Linked DNA regions of Homo sapiens: region 2 is linked to region 1. Evidence: read pairs that join two places in POLR2A ChIA-PET (ENCODE). Cell type or tissue: endothelial cell of umbilical vein. All regions are shown on one strand.

Evidence for each region. Peaks named below come from ENCODE experiments on the same cell type or tissue, not always from the same donor. Only the 100,000 strongest peaks of a DNase experiment are listed, where the experiment ranks them.
Region 2: POLR2A ChIA-PET joins it to region 1 with 10 read pairs; 2 of 35 experiments call an interaction of 5 or more read pairs at or near these places.

Annotation. Positions count from the first base shown.
Region 1 is chr2:230,508,033-230,516,032 of GRCh38, reverse strand. It overlaps SP100 (SP100 nuclear antigen), which reads right to left. Exons shown (of 29, transcript NM_001080391.2): 24 at 4,867-4,908. LOC101928816 (a long non-coding RNA gene) reads left to right here and starts at 2,728. Exons shown (of 4, transcript XR_427235.4): 1 at 2,728-2,955; 2 at 5,694-5,763. It also overlaps the pseudogene HMGB1P3. In endothelial cell of umbilical vein, no CTCF peak of the experiment used is centred here; no DNase peak of the experiment used is centred here.
Region 2 is chr2:230,811,370-230,819,369 of GRCh38, reverse strand. It overlaps CAB39 (calcium binding protein 39), which reads right to left. Exons shown (of 9, transcript NM_016289.4): 7 at 5,256-5,321; 8 at 1,473-1,616; 9 at 1-854. The coding sequence ends at 666. Among named protein-coding and RNA genes, the nearest start is that of ITM2C, 50 kb to the left of the region's middle. In endothelial cell of umbilical vein, a CTCF peak has its summit at 4,542 (motif pointing right); no DNase peak of the experiment used is centred here.

The sequences.
Region 1 (8,000 bases):
TTTTTTTTTTTTGCAATTACAGAGTGGCATTCAGTTAACAGAACAACAAATGTTTTGTATAAGCTACATCAGAGACAACTGAAGGTGAAAAAACTACCATCCTCATATACAACTAATTTGTGCTGTGCACTAACAAGAACCTGCTTTAAATTTCCATGCCAATTTACAACCCCCATACTGTACCAGGCAAAGGTTAGTGGCTAAATACCACCAGGACAGGGCTATCTGAAGACACATTCGGTAGTGGTTAACTATACAAAAAAACACAGTGTACGGTTTAAAAACAAATCTTACACAGTCTTACGTTGAAGTTTTTTTCTTTAAAAGGAGTGAGTTGTGTACAGGCAGCTTAAATGCTTTATAGACAAGAAAAAAACTGCACTAGAAGCAACTTATTTATCATCATCTTCTTCATTTTCCTCCTCTTGTTCATCCTCTTCATCTTCTTCCTCTTCCTTCTTTTTCTTGCTTTTTTCAGCCTTGACAACTCTCTTTTTTGCTGAATTAGGCTTTCCTTTAGCTCGATATGCAGCAATATCCTTTTTGTATTTTTCCTTCAGCTTTGCAGCCTTCTTTTCATAAAACTGCTTGTCAGCTGCAGCGGTGTTATTCCACATCCCTGCCAGTTTCTTCACAACATCATCAATGGACAGGCCAGGATGTTCTCCTTTGATTTTTGGGCGATACTCAGAGCAGAACAGGAAAAAGGCCAAAGGAGGCCTCTTGGGTGCATTGGGATCCTTGAACTTCTTTTTTTTCTCCCCTTTAGGAGGGATATAGGTTTTCATTTCTCTTTCATAATGGGCCTTGTCCGCCTTTGCCATATCTTCAAATTTTCCTTTCTCTTTAGCAAAAATGGTCTTCCATGTCTCTGAGCACTTCTTTAAAAACTCTGAGAACTTGACTGAAGCATCTGGGTTCTTCTTCTTATGCTCCTCCTGACAAGTTTGCACAAAAAATGCATATGATAACATTTCACCTCTCAGCTTCTTAGGATCTGCTTTGTCCATGTTTAGTTATTTTTCCTCAGCAAGGTACAGAGTCGCCCAGGGCCTGTCCAGCTCTCACTTGCGCCAGCACTATCTCTATGGAGCTCAATGTACTGCAATCTCTTGTAGGTTTTTTGACCTCGTGTTAAGTAATGTCCCTTCCCAACAGGCCCAGAAACCTTGAGGTATTTGGGGGACTTCAAGAAAGGAGGAATTTACCCAATTCTTACAAGTAGTGCAGACACAATCTGATGATAAATCCTTGGCTTGGCTTTCTAGCCTGAAGAAGCTTTTGAAAGTCTAATCTAAAATGTCTAACGAAAAAGTTCCAGCAAAGCCAACTTAAAAGGAGTCTATATGGACAATCACTATTCCTGTTGCCTTTTATATAAATAATCAGGTCAAGTACAATAAGACTAAAACTTATATTGCAAATAAAATTGGCCTATGATTTTTCTTTGGCAGAAAAGGGAGATCGAAGAGAGAAAAATTATCTTTCAGAAGAAAATTATAGCATAGTTGTTATTAGATTCTAGCCCAGACCATTATTTTTGAGTTTCAAAAATTATTATTTGCTTGCAATTTGGACTTAATTATTTCCTGGCTATAATAAGTCTCTAAAGAAGAACCTGGATTTAATTTTCTTTCTTAGTTGGCTCCCTAATGGAACAGGTTTTTTTTCCCCCATTCTTGTACACAAATTCTCTTTTTGATTATAATTTTTGTGTGCATTATATTTCTGCTAGTCAATTATTAATGCTGTGAATCACTCATTGTTTTATTTCTTCCAAGAAAAGTAAAATTATGAAAGTCTGAAGACTAGCAACAGCAACTATAAATTGATGACTTGTTCATTTGGTTACTCTTAGGACTAATTTCTTTATTCTATTGTGTTTTCAAGTTGTTTGCTTGTATTCAACAAGCAACAGCAACTATAAATTGATGACTTGTTCATTTGGTTACTCTTAGGACTAATTTCTTTATTCTATTGTGTTTTCAAGTTGTTTGCTTGTATTCAACAAGCAACAGCAACTATAAATTGATGACTTGTTCATTTGGTTACTCTTAGGACTAATTTCTTTTTTCTATTGTGTTTTCAAGTTGTTATGATTATAATATTAGGTTGGTGCAAAAAAGTCATTGCAGTTTTCACCATTACTTCTGATGGCGAAAACCGCAACTACTTTTTTGCCTCAACCTAATAATAAACATAGTTTATTTTCTTGGCTATTAAGTCACTCATGATTTGCATTGTGCTTGCTTTCGATCCATGGCTAAGGCCAAAATACTGATTTCCCAGTGAGATGATTTATCATTCAGGAGAATAGCAGGTAGCTGTGTGTCATGACCTACCTCATCTTGTCAGCAAACTGGCCTGATTGCAATAACAAGGTTTTTTTCCCCCACCGAGGGACATGACCTCCTGGAATAAGCCTTCCCATTGACAAGGAATGAAGAACATCTATCCCCTTAACCTAGCAGATTGATCAGCAATACTTCCATGGGAAGATTTTTTTTTTTTTTTAATCAAAAAGGGAATGTGATAATCTACAGGTCACATTTGGCAGTTTAGTTTAAAAGTAAACAGGCTTTCCAATTAACCCACCTTGGGAAGGTCTTGTGATTCATGGTGAAATCTTGTCCCTGAATCTTATCATGAGTCTCTCAAATTGTTGACACAGTGATTAATGCATAACCCAGTGACCCTGAAAAGGACACTGATTTATTTCTGGATCTTAGAGTTTTACTGATTGTCTTGCATGGATACATTTGAGCCTGCATGTTGCGATCTGTATCCAATGATTGTAACTTCTGTATTGTATCCTTCAATGAGAAAGGACAGCTCTGGTGTGAGGAGTCCCTCTCCCTTCTCCTAAACTCTTCTACAAAACAGGGGTTTCCAACTTCCGGGATAAGGACCTGTACCAACTCATGGCCTGTTAGGAAATGGGCCACACAGCAGAAGGTTAGTGGTGGGCGAGTGAGTGAAACTTCATCTGTATTTACAGCAGCTCCCCATTGCTGGCATTGCTGCCTGAGCTCCACCTCCTGTCAGATCAGCAGCAGCATTAAATTCTCATAGGAGCACAAACCCTGTTGTAAATTCCACATGCGAGGGATCCAGGTTGCGTGCTTCTTTTGAGAATCTAATGCCTCATGATCTGTCTCTGTCTCCCATCACCCCTAGATGGGAACTTTTAGTTGCAGAAAAACAAGCTCAGGGCTCCCACTGATTCTACTTGATGGTGAGTTATATAATTATTTCATTATTTCAGTATCTATTACAATGTAATAATAATAGAAATAAAGTGCAGGATAAATTTAATGTGCTTGAAACATCCCAAAATCATCCTGCCCCCAACCCCATCCCGGTCTGTGGAAAAACTGTCTTCCACAAAATTGGTTCCTGGCACCAAAAAGTTTGGGGACCTCTGCTATAAGAGCACTTCAACTTGTGGCCAGTGCGGTGGCTCATGCCTGTAATCCCAGCACTTTGGGAGGCTGAGGCAGGTGGATCACGAGGTCAGGAGTTCAAGACCAGCCTGATCAGCATGACAAAACCCTGTCTCTACTAAAAATACAAAAATCAGCCAGGCATGGTGGCACACACCTGTAGTCCCAGCTACTTGGGAGGCTGAGGCAGGAGAATTGCCTGAATCCAGCAGGTAGAGGTTGCAGTGAGGCAAGATCGTGCCACTGGACTCCAGCCTGGGCAATGGAGCGAGACTCCGTCTCAAAAAAAAAAAAAAAAAAAAAAAAAAAAAAAGGCATTTCAATTTGTTAAAAACTCCCAATACTCCCAACTTTGTTGGTGTGTTTTATTGAGTCACTCCTCACATTTGGCTTTTAAGAAATCGTTATCAAATTATTTCTTCCTGGCCAGCACTGTGGCTCATGCCTGTAATCCTAGCACTTTGGGAGGCTGAGTTGGGAGGATCACTTCAGCTCAGGAGTTCAAGACAAGCCTGGGCAACATAGTGAGACCCTGGCTCTACAACAAATTAAAAAAATTAGCTGATGTGGTGGCATGCACCCGTAGTCCTGGCTATTTGGGAGGCTGAGGTGGGAGGATCACTTAAGCCCAGAAGGTTGAGGCTGCAGTGAGCTGTGATTGTGTCACTGCATTCTAGCCTGGGTGACACAGCAAGATCCTGTCTCAAAAAATTTATTTATTCCTAAACAGCCTTAATTTTGGTTGATAATGGAGCCTGTGGAATCAGGTTTGTACATCATTGAGCACCAGTCAAGAAGTGAGAATAAACATGCCTCATCAGTTGCCAAGTGGTGATGGTTTTTGTCCTAACCAGCTCAGCATACTGAGCCTAAACCTCCCTCAAGAGTGGCAATAGGGGCTTCATAAGAGACTCACTTTTCGTGTGTGTCTTCCTCTGCAGAACTAATGACAGAGTCCATACCTCGAACTCACCAGCTCGGCTCGGTCTGTTCCTTCTGGCTGACTGAGCTCTGTCTGCACCTTGGAGCAGATATTTGGGATTTTCCTTTCCATTCCCACCACCTACTTGAAAATGCTTTTATTTTCTGACATTTGATCCTTCTCCCTAATCGGCAGGCCAGCCCTGTCCATTACTACTTCAAGTTCTTGTCTCTGGAGGCCTCGGTGATCTAGAGCTCAGCCTCCTATACTCACTTTCTAAGGGAAATGAGGAAATTTGAAGATTTCTACTGAAACAAAAGGCTGCTTTTGCACTGAGACACCCAATCCCAGACCCAGGTACCTGGCTTGCATCTTCTAATCACACACAGCAACATACTCCAACTGAGACTGAGCATGCTTCGGGGAAAGGCAGTCATGACATAGTGTGCCTGGAGAAAGGCCTGACTTATTTTGGGGTCATAGTCGGAAATTTATACTTACACAAGGGTCAACTAAGGTATTGTTGTGAGATTCCAGTATTCTCTGTTGAAAAAAACAGAAAGATTGGTACAATATTGAGTGTGATTTTTCATTAACCCCACATTTGAACAGACTTCTTTATTTTTAAGGGATTCATGCCACAGCCCTTCTTTTGTTTCATGTCTGCTTTTATGGACCTGTACATCTAACTGAAGAATAAAAAAGCACTAAATTATGTGTCAGTGACAGTTTGGCCCAATGCAAGTGCCATTTCCTGGCTCTCACACCCAAGGCAGGCCTTCGTGAAACCATTCAGGGAGACTGAGCTGGAGCAACTCTATCGGTCCTCCTACTTCAAGGGGCCTGCAGGCATGTTTGTCTAAATTTGGAAGTGTCCAGGTGCAGTGGCTCATGCCTGTAATCCCAGCACTTTGGGAGGCCGAGGAGGGCAGATCACAAGGTCAAGAGATCAAGTCCATCCTGGCTAACGTGGTGAAACCCCGTCACTACTAAAAATACAAAAATTAGCTGAGTGTGGTGGCGCGCACCTGTAGTGGGCTGAGGGAGGAGAATCGCTTGAACCCGGGGGGTGGAGGTTGCAGTGAGCTGAGATTGCACCATTGCACTCTAGCCTGGTGACAGAGCTAGACTCTGTAAAAAAAAAAAAAAAAAAAAAAAAAAAAAAAAAAAAAAAAAAAAAAAAAAAAAAAAAAAGGAAGTGTCATTCCATCCAGAGAAGCTGCAAAGGGAATCGGCCGACTCTTCCTCCACAGCTCCCAGTGACCACAGGGCCCAGAGTCTTGGACACCATGCAGGTGTCCCAGGAATAACTCTAACCCTTTCTGCAGCTCTCCAGGAACACATCTTTGAAGACAAAATGCCTCCAAGATCCCCAGTACTGTAGCTCTTCTCCTGAAGGTAAGCACCTCTCCACTTTCTCCTGAATCTTGAGAGCTTGCTTTGACCTAGGGTATCTGTGGAATGAAACAATGACTGCTAAAGCTTTTACCTGTAGCTCAAGGCAGAGAGGCCTTAGACAAACCACTCAGTGGGATCCAAGGCATGATGATAGAAGAGGTGGCCATATTACCACCTGCCAGAAGCAATCTGGGCCTTTTGGCTAAGATAAAGTATAGCAGCTTAGTGGCCTAGAATCTCCCACTCCATCCCATGAGTTATTCACCCAGGTAAGACAATAAGGTTGACAGAATCCTTAAGGTTCATCCTTTTGGCCTCCTTTGTTTTGCATTATTTCATTGGCCAAGCCCATCACCTGGAGCTTTGTAGTGGCTCCACAGTTGTTTGTTTAATGGATACATAAGTGCATGAACAAGTGAACACAATTGTCACTTGGGAGAAGAGGTTTCTTAGCAGCCAGTAAACGATTAGCTTGGACTTTTATGACTTATTATCCTGGGGTATCTCAGCTATCACCAGCAGGTTTAACAAAAAACTTATAAGCAGGAAAGCTGGCAACAATAGCAGTTACCACGCGGTGCTGAGAGTGACACAAGCATTAGAAACCGAGGGGAGAGGAGGGAAGATAGACCCTCCGGGGAGATCCTCTGAGAACCGAGGCAATTTCACCTCTAGAGCTGTGGGCCCTCAGGGAATGGAGAGAGGGTGCCTGTGATGAAGGGATGGGAGATGGCCAGCTCAATTGATTAGCCCAGACTGCATCAGCCTTGACTGTCTGGCAGTGGGTAGACATGTTTGATTTTAATAATTATATCAAATAATGTCTTTCTCCAGAAAACCCAGTGGATACAGAGCCTAGTCACTGAATCTCTAGTCATAAAGCCAGTGGAGCAGGTAGCCCCAGGAGCCAGCTTTGTAAAGATTGTGACTTCCTGGTATGGCAGAAATATCCAAGGTCACCCATGTCAGAGCTTAGGAAAATGGAAGTTCTTCCATCTCCTTCCTTCACCAGGTTCTCTCTTATACCCAGCCTTGGAGAGGCCATGGAAGGCATCAGTGATCTCACCATTTTTCCATAGAATACATATAGTATGAAGACCACTGGTCTATGAACTCCACATACTACCTCCACAGAGGGAGAATTTCACCTTCACAGATAGAAGTGAGGTCTGTGCAGCCCTTTTACTGGGGCCAAAGGGCCTCTCCACAAAGGAAAAGATTTTCTAGGTCAGCAGCCTCACAGGGCACTCTGCCTCCCAGTCCAAAATTTTCACCTGAAGAACTCGCGTGTGTGTGTGTATGTGTGTGTGTGTGTGTGTGTATGTGTGTGTGTGTGTGTGTGTGTGTGTGTGGTGGAGGTAAAAGATAAAAGAAAAGGAGAGAATGTTTTTTGTTGTTTGCTTCCCTGGGTGACATATGCCTATATATACATTTTAGGGGGAATTCTCCATTAGGTCATGTGTAGTGACCATGGGATGTTTCTAGGGGAACTTTTGCTTCATATTTATTTCTAAAATATAGAATCCAGAAAAACCAGTGAAAAACAACCAGTGTTTATGTTGAGGTTGCAAAGGCACACTGTTTTGTGCATTTCAAACTCATGCTTATTTTTCCAATGCCAGCTCTATCTTTTATATTTAAAGAAAGTATGGCGCCAGGCATGGTGGCTCATGCCTGTAATCCCAGCCTTTTGGGAGGCTGAGGCGGGCAAATCACATGAGGTCAGGAGTTTGAGACAAGCCTGGCCAACGTGGTGAAACTCCATCTCTACTAAAAATACAAAAAAAATAGCCGGGCATCATGCCACACGCCTGTAGTCCCAGCTACTGGGGAGGCTGAGGCACAAGAATCGCTTGAACCAGGGAGGTGAAGGTTGCAGTGAGCCTAGATCACACCACTGCACTCCAGCTTGGGCGACAGAGTGAGACTCTTTCTCTTAAAAAAAAAAAAAAAAAAAAGTATGGCATTTAGCTCCTTTACTAAAAAACACATACAATTCAGTTCTGTCTTTTAATCTATTTCTGAGGATTGTTCCCACCTCTATCTCAAACGTTTTGATGTTCAAAGGAGCCCTGGACTTATACATTGAATAATGTTTGAAAGCAGCAACTGCAAAAGCATCATATTATAAAATCAAATTTTATGATGATGGGTCAATTTAAAGACTGTAAGTCCACAGAGATAGAAAATCAACAACATAATAGACGAGACATTGGCAGAAGATCACTTGATCATCA
Region 2 (8,000 bases), 300 kb before region 1:
ATATCCAGGTTTACAAGTCTCAAGAAAATCAAATGTCAAAAAATTCTAGAAAGCTGTGAAAAGCATATATACATTTTCCTTATGATCTTATGAGGCTTCTTTACACTTTTAAGAAGTTGCTAAGTTTCAGTATCAATTTATTCGCATGTCAACTTTAGCTGCCCCCAAACTCCCATTTTGGATAGCTCCCCTCTGATTTCAGATAAAGCTCTGCGTCATCTTCCTTCAGCGAAGGTGCGCGACCTGAAGGTGCGCGATCTGACGCAGGGATGCCAGGTGTGCACTTGCCACACTGCACTCAGATCGCCAACAAAGATGGGTGCAAACACATAGGTCTAATCTGATATCAGTGCCCTCTTTCCTAAACCACACTCTCATCCATACATTTGCCTTCATGAACCCAGCCATGTTCAGAACTCCCGTAGCACAGTCTTTGAATTCTGAAATGACACAAAGATCAAGAGAAAGCCCACATGTGCCCTAGTGTGCAAGCAGCAGCAGCTACGATCTCCAACCTGGACTGAAAAACAAAAGGGTAAAATGAAAAACCGTTCACTTAACAGCAGATTAGCAGTAATGTTCCTCATGAATCAATAAGAGTGCCTGATGCTGAATAGCTAACAGCAAATGCTGAATTTGGATTTAACATAGATGTTTATTGGAGATTAAGCTTCTTGCTGAGCTGGTCTCTTCAAATCCCTGATCTGTTTAACTAAATAGGTCTTCTCGTCGTTAAACTGCTCATCCTCCGTCCTGTCGTTCTGAAACTTGCTGAGGAACTCTATGAGTTTGGCCTGGTTCTTGAGGAGGATGTCTAGGATGGGCTGCGTCTTGTTAGGATTGGCTACAAACACCTGCGTGGAGAGAAACGCACATGAGGCACAGAGAAAGGACAAAACGCAGCCACACCTGAGCTGCGGCCACAGTGCAGAAAAGCAGAGCTGTGCTCTCCTGGGATGGCGCTGAAGTCAGGGTCATTAGGTTTTGCTTTAGAAGGCGTTATTTTACAATTTGGAAAAAAAAATAATAATTACATGTTTTAACACAAATACGACTGATAAACTCATTCTGCCAGCCCTGCAACACAGTGTTTAGTATTAAATACAGACTTTGATTTTAGAATAAAATGGGCAGAAATTATTTCTCAGCACAAGAGGTCAGATGGGATTTTAAGAATGAAACCTCCACAGAAAGCATTAAGAAATGCTTTTGTTTTGCAGTTACTAATCTTCTAGGCCAAAGATAAATGACACTCTTCTATGAACAAACCTTCTCGTTCCCAGATCCAAACAGTAACCCGTTTCCAGGTCTACCTTTCTGTTTAAAAGTCATAGCACACAAATATGAAAAGTGACTGAATTTAATTAAGTCACCTGGATTACCAGAGTGAGGCTAATAATTTCCGTTATTTGCGAATGAAAGACGACGAACAATTCCAGTGGACAGTATCACTGATGCTTCTAGTACTCTACCTTAAAAACGTGAAAGGCCTCAAACTGGATGTTGCGACTTTTGTCTCGCAGCAGGTTCATCATTAATTTGAGGTTCTCAGGTTTACTGATGTATTTTGTCATAATTGTGAAGTTGTGTCTATCTAGTAGTAGTTCACCGAGAAGCTGAGAAGACATTTAAACAATTACCTTGTTATTAAAACTTAAAGAAAAATCAAAGTTTAAAAAAACAATTTATTTTATAATCATCAAGTATAGAGTATTAGTAGGCACTCAAAAGACCGAAGAACTGAACTGAATTACAACCTAAAAGCTACGAAGGGCCTTCTCTCTGCCACCTGAATGCCTTCCTCCCTTTCCCTGAGAGATGAAGTCTACGGGAGGCCTGACGCTTCTCTCTGCAGAGGATGTTCAAGATGCCCCCTTGGCCCCAGTGGGAGACTCTCAAAGCCTCCCCTTTAAGCGTGCATTTGTGTTAGCTCACTAAAAAGAAACTATTCAAGAAAATGGTCAAAAGTTATTGATTATTCCTGTTAACTAACCACAAACCTTAGCTTAATTTAAAACAACTATTTTTAAATTTTATTTAGCGGGACTTTCCAAGATAAAGGGTTTTGTGTCCAAAGTTTTCCATTTGTGTACCCTGCACATGCCACAGTTATCGTTTTATCACAGCTAATTCAGAAAGGTTTACACAAGTGAGTATTTTTCTGCTCCTTCTTAGGTCTCCTGAAGATAATCCAGTGTTTTCTTACTGACCCCTCACCATCACTAATTATACCAATTAATGCTAAAAAAACATCTGTTTACTTCAAGGGTTTACTAATTTCTGGAGAGTTGGTTATATCATATAAACTCATAACTTTTAAACTGTCACGGCTTACTCTTTCCTAAAACCAGCAGTCACTTCTTCAGGTTGTCAACATGCCAACAACCTGGCCAAGGCTGAGTGTGCAGAGCCGGCAGTGGGGCAGGTGCCAAGCTGCGGTCCTTGTGGGCGGTGGCAGAGCTGTGGAGAGCTTGGTCCCTGGTGCCAGCCTGCCTGGGTTCCAATCCTGGCTCCCTACTTCTTGTGAGCTCTGTAATCTTGAGCACGTTACTGAACTCCTCTGTGTCTCGGTTCCATCATCTGTATAATGGAACAGTGCCTCTCTCTCAGGAGAGTGCAGTGAGAAACGAGCATCAGTGTGCAAAGCACGTATCAGGCCTGTATCTGCAGAGATGTGAGTGAGTGAGGGCTAAGGGAAGAAAAGGCGCAAATAGCGGCTCTGTGGCTTTGCTTTAATTGCTTTTGTTGCTTCCTTTCTGGGTTTCTGGCTATGTTCTAGATACTTGAAGTTTCCAGGTAACTGATCTCTGGATAAGTAACTTGTCATCATATTAAATAAAAAATGAGCTGATGTACAAGAAAACAAATCTATTTTACTTAGGCTTTATAAGGAACTCATAGGAAAAACTGAAAGGAGTAGGCTTCATATCAATGTGAATCACAAAATCTATTCTTACGGTGAGAAGCAACCAGTATCTTACAAAGACTGAAAAGTTAGTATTATGTGATTTATAGCTTTCGTGTTCTTTTTCTATCACAGAAACCAAAGAAAATCTGAAGGAAGATGACTTCAAATATGTAATTCTTTTTTTATTTTTTGAGATAGTCTCACTCTGTCACAAAGGCTGGAGTGCAGTGGCACAATCTTGGCTCACTGCAACCTCCACCTCCCGAGCTCAAGTGATTCTCATGCCTCAGCCTCCCAAGTAGCTGGGACTACAGGCTTGTGCCACCACACCTGGCTAATTAATTTTTGGGGCTAGAGACAGGGTTTCACCATGTTGGCCAGGCTGGTCTTGAACTCCTGACCTCCATCCATCCACCCACCTTGGCCTCCCAAAGTGCTGGGATTACAGGCGTGAGCCACCATACTCAGCCCAAACATGTAATACTTTACTAAAAAACTTGGGAGTCTTGCATAGGGAATATAAATTTGCTGGCGACATAAATATGGGAATAAATAAATGCCAATGTGGCTACGAAAAAGAGAGTACAAATTAAAATCCATCTTTAAAGTACGGCTGGTGCTGAAGCCGCTCCATGTGTTCATGGGGCACTCACAGGCCCACCGCTAACATAAACTGCAGGAGCCAGCAACTTGCTTTATATCCATTCCTAAGGGCTTGGAAATGGTGGTCTCAGCCTTTCTTTTCATGTTGGTAATTCTGAATGGCAGAAGGGTCTTGAAGGCCTTTCTCCTTATCCAAACAGCCCAAGAATCCAACATTTGGTCAAAGTTTATGGATTTGCCAATAACCTCCACCCTGCACCCCCGGCCCCAGCTTCCTCCCACAATGGCCCTAGAAGCTACTAACCTAGGCTATCCTGTCTGGCCTTTGTGGCCTTAGAAGATACTGACTCCAGTGAACTGTGTGCATCTGTATAACTGCTGGCAAGAGTAGTATACCTCAGCCCTTTGAGGATCACAGAGCAGGAGAGGCCCCAGGAACCTCCACTCTCTCACACACTGATGTCCAGGGAGGAGAAACTCCTCCCACAGCTGCCAGGAAGTTCTGTCCAACCCCCCAAAGATGAAAGGACAGCAAATGATCCTCTAAGCCAGGGAAGGTGGGGCCCAAGCAACAGCAATGAATGGAAAGCAAGGGGCCTGGCTGGACTGTGCCTGTTCCCCAGCTGTGGCTGTCACGGATGCCCTGCTGCAGGAATTACAGCCTTACACGGAAAAAAGGCATATGCTGTTCTGAAAGAAAGTGCTGATTGAAAATGTGGACGGTGGAGTGTTCCTATCAAAGGACACAAAGTATTCCAGATGCTCCTAGTGTCCTTTAGTCTTTTCCACAGAAAGATAAGGTCTTCAAGGGAGATTTCCCCACGGTAGGAAGGGGATGAGTGGATGGAATCTTGGTCATTATCGGTCCAGACACCCATGAGGGGAAGAACTCTGGGCAGAGTCAAATTTTAAATGGACCTGGCAAAAAACTGAATGGAATTATGATTTTCCCCTCAAATCCTTTGTGATTTCATCTATATCTCCTGTTGGGACTGCTTACTGACAGAGTGGAGGGTATGCACTTCTTAACTGCTATAAGAACTTTCTACAGCAGGGGTCAGCAAACTATCAAGGGCCAAACAGTAAATATTTTAGACTTTGCAGAACATAGGGTCTCTGAGGCATCTACTTAATTCTGCTGCTGGAGCTCAAAACAGCCACAGACAATATGTAAATAAATGAGCACGTCTTTATTCCAGTAAAACTTTACTTACAAACACAGGCAGCTGGCTGGATTTAGCCCATGGGTTGTAGTTTGCCAACCCTTGTTCTACAGTTTAAATCTTAAATTTAACATTCTAACTTGCAAAGGATATCCTGCTTTGATACAAAGCAGCCAAGCCTGTCTACGGTCCACAGCCTCACACGCACATCGCCTCCCTCCACCCTCACACACCTGCCTGTGCCACCCAGGCCACAGCCCAGGAGCACAGCACCTGGAGTGCCTTCATCTAGCTGATATGACTATGGCTCAAAATCGCAAAGAATGCACTGCTAGGAGATGAAGTCTTCTTCAAACTCCCGTTCATTCCCTTTCTGTGTCTCCACCTTACTAGGAAGCAGGAAAGTGCTCCACATGGATCACTGTCCAACTCCATTCCTTTCCGCAAAAATCTTGACCCTCGGCAAAGGTATTTATTTCCCCCAAAGGTCTATGACCCATCCTGCACATCTCCCTTTCCCCAAATCCACATTTCAAACACAAGGTACAGAGAAATAAGCTATACAAAATGGTCTGTCATACCTTCAGTGACTGTCTTTTTGTCACATAATTTTCTGAATGAAGTAACTTCTCATATTCACTGAAAAACTAAAAGATAAGAGAACATAAATCAGGGTTATTGCCAAAAAAAAAAAAAAAAAAAAAAAAAAAAAAAAAAGACTGGTAGGTAACATTGTAAATTAGCTTAAGGACACATTTCTCACACCATGAAGGCCAACAGCTGCCCTGGCTCCCCTGCCACTCTCTTTCATGTCTTCCTCTGACATGTTTGCTCTGAGACTCTCAGGTGATCCCACCAATCCCTTCCATGAAGAGGGCTCCTGGGACTGAGCCCCTTCCCAGTTCCAGCCAGGCCTGCAGACAGAGCTTAAATCCAGGCCTCTCTGTCACCCCAAGCTCCCTATGCACAAAACCTAACTCCCATACCCCTCACACTTTTGCTTGTTGAGTCTGCTCTCATATCTTGATGTTAGATTGAAAAACTCGTATTTTATATAAACAAGAATTCAATTTGTTCAAAGCACAACCACAAAGAGAAAAGTTATCTGCTCTTTCAATGTATCAGGCAAAGAGAAAAAGTAATTCGGAATAGAAATTAAGAGAGGAGAAATTCAGCATTGTGTTAACCAGGCCGACAACGAAGGTGGGGCTTAGTCTCAGACCTGTCGGATGGGAGGGATTTCACTCAGAAATGGAGGGGAGAAAAGAGAATCTGGGCAGATAAAAAAGGAAGGACATAGTATGAATGAAGCCCCGGGGAGAACAAAATGCCACAAATTTAAGAACTGACAGGTCCACTAGACCTTCAAAACAGCGGTCACTGACAAGAGTGGCACTGCTGGATGGTGAAGGCTAGAAGCCCATTAAAGCAGAGTTACAAAACCGAAATGACAGGCACTTGGGGGCCAAGGCTATCCTTCAAAAACCTAGTAGACAAGGCCAGTTAGCCTTAAGATTTTATTTTTTGTCTGTCTGTTTAAACCACAGATAGGTTTAAAACATTCTGAAAGTCTGCAGCACTAGTATGACTGTTGGATCTTCGTGCTTTCCTGAGACTTTCCTTTGGTCATCGCGAGTGCCGGGGGATGCCTGCTTTGTCATCTGTCCATGAGAGAACTACTGGTGTCCATGCTTTATGATGGGTCCTCATTAGCCATTCATCTGTGGTCTAGAGCAAGGGATGGCAAACTATGGCCTGCTGCCTGTTTGTGAAAAGTTTTTCTGGAACACATCCCATGCTCGTTTGTTTACTGAACATGAATTCACTGAAAAGTTTATGTATTATTTACAGCTGCTTTCATAGAACAACAGACAGGAGAGTCAACAGAGACCACATGGCTTACAAAGCCTCAAAAATTTGCTTTCTGGCCTTCTTGGTTTAGAGCTAACACAGAATTATACATTATTTCTTCTGCCTGCCTCTTGGCAGAGGTGAGCTGGCCATCTATTTGGTATGTATTTGAGTTAGATTTCTCTCTTTTCAGAAAAAGCTGTTAAGTCTACCTTCTCAAATTATCATCAAACTGATGATCAAAACAACTGGACCTGCTTTTAATCAGTAACAAAATATATACATCTCAAGTTCTTATATATACAGAAAATGCAAGTTAAGATTTTCTGCTGCATCTTTGGATAAGCTTGGTTGCAAGAAACTTTTCATGGAGAACTGCCTGAAAAGTATGTATGTGGCCCCTGTTTCCTTCAGGTTATGTTAGATTTTTTCTTCTCTGTATTAGGACAGACAAAGAGTAAGTAACAAACCTAGATACCTGTCCTCCCACCCACTTCTGGGTTCCTCAAAGACTTGCTTTCAGGGAACTGCATCGGAGTTGAGCATTTTATTTACTGCAATGCCACGGCAATGACTGTCCACTACATGATACTGTAACTTGACTCTCCTTTAAGAACGCCAAGGAGAGAAACCGGTTTCAGGTCCCAGTGCTAGGAAAGGCTACGTTTCTTTTGAGCAGCCAGCATGAATTTTACTCTACAAATACTGTCATCTTTTAATTGTTTTATTTCTTTCTACGCTTTGGTTATTAGAAAGCTCAGAGCCAAACTGGATCAGAATTTAGAGCATGTTATTTTGGTGTAATAACCTCACCTGTGGCTTTAAATTACCCACATCCCCCACTGCTTCTCCCTCTATAAGATCTGACTGCTTTCTATAGATTTGTTGCCTCACATATGTTCTTCTAAAATCCTGTTAACTGATGTCATCTATTAACAACATGTAGGAAGCTATTTTACTGCAAGATTAAACAGATTTCACTGTAGCAAATGTCTTGGAAATCAGCTAGTCTGTGTCTTTGGTAGGCCTTAAATTACTAGTATGTTGAAAAATCTTTGTGGTGATGATAAATGAACTAACGTTTATTAAGTGCTTCCTGTGTTCCAGGCACTGTGCCATGCACGTCACATACACGTTCTTATCTAATCCTCATGATGATCCCAGTAGACAGGTACTATATGAAGAGCTTTCTTCAGGGTGGAAGATCCTGAAGGCACAGAGGGTGCATGAAGGCAGTTGCTGAAGTCCTACCAGCCCATGGTAGGGCTGAGACTTGCAGCCAGAATCCAGGCAGTCCAAGGCTCAAGTCCATGCTTCTATCTACTGTAAAAAGGCCCTGATGATGACAGAACTGCCATTTTAAAGCAATGAACATACAAGAAACGCACCCATATCCAAATACACATGAGCTGAAATAAAAATAAAGGACCAGCAATTTTTAAGCCATTTATGAGGCTACTTATGAAGGACTTGTG